2 separate regions of the Homo sapiens genome follow, and region 1 is linked to region 2. A link is a loop called in an ENCODE intact Hi-C map of the cell type or tissue named here. Cell type or tissue: mammary epithelial cell. All regions are shown on one strand. Each heading gives the region's core, and the rest is flanking DNA. Links, peaks and the distances in the headings are about the cores only.

Region 1 (2,922 bases), core at 289-2,788, 150 kb before region 2:
CCAAACATCTTATGTTCACATTTATAAGTGGGAGCTAAGCTATGAAGACACAAAGGCATAAGAATGATATAATGGACTCTGGGGACTTGGGGGGAAGGGTGGGAGGGGCCGAGGGATAAAAAACTACACATTAAGTGCAGTGTACACTGCTTGGGTGATGGGTGCACGGAAATCTCAGAAATCACCCCTAAAGAACTTATTCATGTAACCAAACACCACCTGTTCCCCAAAAACTATTGAAATAACAACAACAACAACAACAAATAGTAATAATAATAAAAAGAAAGTGGTGGAGGAATTTTGGGGAGTGTTTCTTAAGTTAAATAACAAAGGTGTGAGAGCAAGTACTGAGGAAGATGGAAGAAGAAGAGATTGTAGACAGAGGTAGGAAAAAAAGGAGAGTTTAGACATGGTTTAGTCTGAAAAATGGTCCAGGAAGTGACCATGACATTGGGTTGACAGCAAATGAAAATGACGGTCAAAATGCGGAATAAGGATCTTGGAATTTTCAGGATTCGGAAATACGTGGCTTGTATGTTAGCATAACCCCCTCCTCACACATGACGGATATTATCATCCCATCCATCACGGCTCTGATGGCTTTATAATATAGCTTTATAATCCTTCTCAAACAGCATTTCATTTAGCCACTGCTAACTGGTGTCTAGTCATTCCAGAGCTTGGTTATTTCAGGCAAAAGTTAGTAAACACTAATTATTAATCTATGTCGCTGTTTGTATGAAGTGTAACATAATGGAAAGTGCCTGGGCTAGGCATCTGAAGGTTTAGGTTCTTTCTGAGTCTATTCCCAGTTATGTGACTTTGAGTAGGTGACTTAATTGATCTGCACACTTGTAAACTGAAGATAATTATACCCAGTTTCCAGCCTCACTGGAAATTTGTGAACAGACCGCTCTGATTAGCTGGGTGTGGTGGCAGATGGTTGTAGTCCTCACTACTTTGTAGGCTGAGGCAGGAGGATCCCTTGAACCCAGGAGTTAGAGGTGCAGTGAGTAAGATCAGACCACTGCACTCCAGCCTGGGTGACAAAGTGAGATCTTGTCTCTGAAAAATATAAATAAAAAATAAAACCCTGCTTTTAGAAAAAGTTGAAGATGCTATACAAAATTTATTATTAGCATCATTAGCCATGTAGAAAGCTACAAGTCGTGGCATAAAATGGACAAAATATGAAACTAATTGAAGAAGGCTATATAGACTAAAAATATACGGTTAGATTTGTTTTTGGTTTTTAAATGGTCACTTCCTGGGTATTTTTTAGTTTAAACTAGAGCATTCATTTCAAGTGACTTTAACAGCTATTAAAGGAAAACAAGAAAAGCTCAGTTATTTAAAGAATTGTTTAAGAGAAGGTTTAAGATTAGAAGAATTATACAATATTGCCACATCGTACAGAACTGGATCACTCTGGTTTTTCTTGCTTCTTATTTTTCCTACAAGTTTCCTCTCTGCTAAAGACCCCAAAAGTCCCGTCCCATTACTCGTGTGCTCATGATCAAGTGTGAATTAGACCTGTTGAATTTTACAGTTTTGCCATTCCCATGTCGACCTGCCCTCTATTTTTCCAAGGAGAAAATAAAATGTTATTATTCATGTTGCTCCTGCCATAACTCACAAATAGGAGGAACACCTCTCCTGTAAGCTGTGAAACTGTTCAAACGCCATGCTGATGCTTCCCCCTGTGGTCACAAAAGAAACTTGTTTGCTTTTTCTCCAACGTATTTGGAAAGGATGTTTTTACGGCAATGCTGTTTGAATTATTATAGCTAACCTTTTCCAGTGTACATGTCTAGAGGCATAATTGTATTCTCAAAACGAACTCCAACAACAGCTACAGAAAGATGCATCAGCTTGTTTATTCTTAAAATTAATGCTACTTTCAATCTCTTTCCCTCTCTCAAAAATGTGCTAAGTAAGCAAGACTTAGTTGAATGGCACGTTTGTTATTTACAAAAAAAACGATAACTAAAAGGGAGAGCGATAAGAAAACCGACCACAGCACCTGCTTCTCATTCCCCTTCTACTTTCATATGCATTATTTGGATAATGTGTTTAATCAGGTAGAAGAGGCCCCAATTTCTCACTGCACTAGCTATCTCTTATGACCTCTCAGATAACATTTAGTGGCATCAAGCTCTAGTACCCACTTTTGCTCCTGGAGGATCCTTATTCTTACAAATTGTGCATCATTATACTTCATGAGGGGGCAATTTTATGTTGTAAACAGTACAAACCCAGCACCTGTGGCTCAGCAGGCCACAGAGAGGGTACAGCCAGCCTAGTGGACAAAAGGATCAGGGGAAAAGCAGTTCTTCACCCTGACATGCACACACCTGGCTGCTGCAGGACAGATGCCTGTCACTTTGGGAGGCTGAGTACTGGGGTGGTAAAAGCACTGGTTTGCAAGCAAGGCAGGTGTAGTTTGTACCTCACCTCCACTGCTAATAAGCATGAACACATTATCTTCTCTGCTTTTCAGCTTCTTGAGCTTTAAAAGAGGGATAAAATTCCAGCCTCATGGGAGTGTGGAGTGTTACAGCCACTTTGGAAGCCAAGTTGGCAACACCTAGTGAAACTAGAAATATGTGTATCCTGGTCAGGCGCAGTGGCTCACACCTGTAATCCTAGCACTTTGGGAGGCCAAGGTGGGCAGATCACTTGAGGTCAGGAGTTCAAAACAAGCTTGGCCATCATGGTGAAACCCCGTCTCTACTAAAAACACAAACAATTAGCTGGGCATGGTGGTGTGCGCTTGTAATCCCAGCTACTCAGGAGTCTGAGGCAGGAGAATCGCTTGAACCCAGGAGGCAGAGGTTGCAGTGAGCTGAGATTGTGCCACAGCACTCCAGCCTGGGTAACAGAGCAAGACTCCATCTCAAAAAAAAAAAAAAAAAAAAAAAA
Region 2 (2,922 bases), core at 309-2,808:
TGTACCCTTCACTAGATACTTGGACTCCTGTAAATACCTTCCTAATTTTGTGGATTTTAGAACATAGACTAAATGTGTTCTCAGGACACCCAAGAAGTCAGACTTTCACATATGTAGGCAATTAAAATTAAGGGGTATACAAATGATTTACTCTGAAAATACTCATTAGTGCTTTGAAGTCTCTTTAAGAATTATGTAAAATACAAGCTACAGAGGCAGAGACAGGAAAAAGTCAAATATATTTTTGCAAAAATTCAAAGACTTTTTCAACTCTTAATTTTGGAAATGACCAAAGCAAAGATATTCCAAATGAAACATCAAATTTCTTCCAATGAAGTGAAGTGTCAGAAGGGCTTTATAAGCTTTCAAATGTTGTAGCACTGAAGCCATTCCATTCTAAAAGTGCTTAGTGATAGACCTTTTGCATTTTTTAGTAAGTTTCTGTTTGGGCAAAAGGAATCAGATCTAAGTCCTAACTTGTAAAATATAGAACCCATAATAGATAAAACATCGTAAACTGTTTTGTAATGTTCCTATGCAAATGAAAGGGAATAACAAATTTGGTGACATATTAGAGTCCACTCAGAAGACAAGAACTGCATGGTAAAGTGGGAAAGTGTAATATCAATAATTATTAGCAAGGGATTGGAGTAATGGAGGATTGCCTCATAGAGAATGAAAAACCTAAAAATGAACAGGAGTAGCTGATATAGAGAGCAGCCACCACACCTGGCACTGAGATAGAGCGCCCAAGGGAGAGTCCATCCCTTCCCAGGACTGAGGTCTAGACCTCTTCAGAGAGAGTATGACCTTGGCTCATGGGATAGCAGAAAAGTTTACTGAGATGTTACATTGGTGGTACTCACTAGAAATCTAGTCTGGAGTGCTGAGCTGAGGGAAGCCATCTACAGGGGCCATGCCACAACTTGGAAATCACTGCAAGCTACCTAGAAGGAGTGCCAGAGAAGTCATCCAAGGCAAGGTGCCTAGCTGGCATCTCTCTCCTTTGAAACCACCTGAGGGGAGTATGCCAGGAAAAGCCATTTATGGGCTCTCCACTTGCTGCCTGTCTGCTGTGATGCCACGTGATGCCACCTGAAAGGGGTGTACTGGGGGAAGCTACTGGGGTAGATGGGTGGGGGTGTACTTATGTTTCTGGTCACCAGTACTGCTGAAATGAACCACAGATTCTGTAGGAGACCCATGAAAGTGAGCACACCACACCAGGAAAGCATTCCTTCCTTCTCCAGTGTCTCTCCAGCACCCTCTGCTGACAAAGTCTAAGATTGGACCACATGTCATGGGAGAAATATCTGCAGAGTCCACCTACATTATTTTAGGACACTCAAAAAGGGTAGATTTCTGGCTGAGAGGCAATAAATTGATAACTGACATAACACAATCTAGTGACAGATAATTACTATATTTTTCTTCTACTTTCTAGTCAGGTATAGTTACTTCATTTGAAAAATGTGTTCACATTAAATGCTCAAAGAATTTGGGAGTTCAGTACAGTCTATCCTAGATAAATCTATTATATTAGGTTGCTGCAAAAGTCATTGTGGTTTTTGCCATTACTTTCAATACTTCAGAGATCCAGGTATAAATTGTGTAGATTTGTAAGAATGACTGTAGTCTCAATAGATGTTTGTGAAAATTGAGTTGAATTACAGTGTTTCATTTTAAACTACTTTTTATTAAGATATGAGATGATGGGTCTTTCCTCTTGATGAAATGCTTTGAAACTTTATATACTGGAGCATAATTCTGACAGTTATTGAGAACTGTTGCAACATTGGTTATTACAAACTGTTTATGGCAGAAAATGAAAATCAGTTCAAATATTGTCAGTGTGAAGCATCAAATGAGGAAGATGCATATGACACAATCTTTCCTGAATACAATTCTATATGTCTAATTTGTGAACCCCCAACATAATGTCCCAGATCTCCTAGTCATTGAGTAGTCATCGCATTTCCTATGTTTTTGTCCAGTGAGGACAAAGCCTTGTCTGCGTGACAAAGGCTGGGCTAAAGCCTGTTACAATACAGTCCCATGTTTAAGCAAGTCATGTCTGATAGAAAAACAGACTGGCAGGGAAGATAACTGGGTTATGATTACTTAGTGTAGATGAGAGTTTCTGATAGAACATAAACTGCCCGCTTCAGAATCACTTGACATGCTTCATAAAATGCCAATTCTTTAGCCTTTTCTAGGATGGACTTAGACATTGGACATTTTGAACATAGGAACCTGAGTTCCTATGAGAATCTACATTTTGAATAGGTCCCCTAGCTAATTCGCACTTTTACTGATATTCGAGAGCCGGGAGTCAAGGTGATGTTCTTTTTTCAAAAGCAGTATTGGCTAGGGTCATAGTAGTGCTGGTTAGTGAAGCCCAAGCAGGTCACGCTGTTATCATCTCACAGGTAATCAAAGCTTTTGCATTTGCCAGGTGTAGGGGCCAACTTTGGCTGCCTTAAGAAGAATTATTGGAAGCCTATGATGGTATAGCAAATAACTTAAGGATCAGTGTTGGAGAGAGAGGATCCAGGGCATCTCTGAGCATGTATGTAAGCAGGCACTAACTGACGATCAGAGCTGGGTTGAGTCAGCTTCAAACTTTACTGTTTTTTCCTGATCTTTGCACATTTAAGATGAAAGAGAACCTGCTAGGTGCACGCTATGGAGTAGAAAATTTTTAAATAGGATGTTATCAAGAAGGCAGAAGGGATTGTTACTCTATAAGATTCTGATGTTAAAATTTTATACACATGATAACTCTTGAAGAAACTAGCTAAGAGTTTTAAAAGTATTTCATTGCATTCTAAGATAAATCTTAAGATAACAACTTTATATTTTTTCTAATTCTCAGCCTGAATATGCCAATATTTGCTTTTGGTACATTCCACCGAGCCTCAG

What was found. Peaks named below come from ENCODE experiments on the same cell type or tissue, not always from the same donor. Only the 100,000 strongest peaks of a DNase experiment are listed, where the experiment ranks them.
Region 1: it touches region 2 in a loop (3-fold over the local background); 8 of 110 quality-filtered maps call a loop at or near these places.

What each region holds. Positions count from the first base shown.
Region 1 is chr3:30,933,117-30,936,038 of GRCh38, reverse strand. No RefSeq gene overlaps it. Among named protein-coding and RNA genes, the nearest start is that of GADL1, 40 kb to the right of the region's middle. In mammary epithelial cell, for the core only: a CTCF peak has its summit at 1,703; no DNase peak of the experiment used is centred there.
Region 2 is chr3:30,778,222-30,781,143 of GRCh38, reverse strand. It overlaps GADL1 (glutamate decarboxylase like 1), which reads left to right. Exons shown (of 15, transcript NM_207359.3): 14 at 2,876-2,922. Among named protein-coding and RNA genes, the nearest start is that of GADL1, 110 kb to the left of the region's middle. In mammary epithelial cell, for the core only: a CTCF peak has its summit at 1,270 (motif pointing left); no DNase peak of the experiment used is centred there.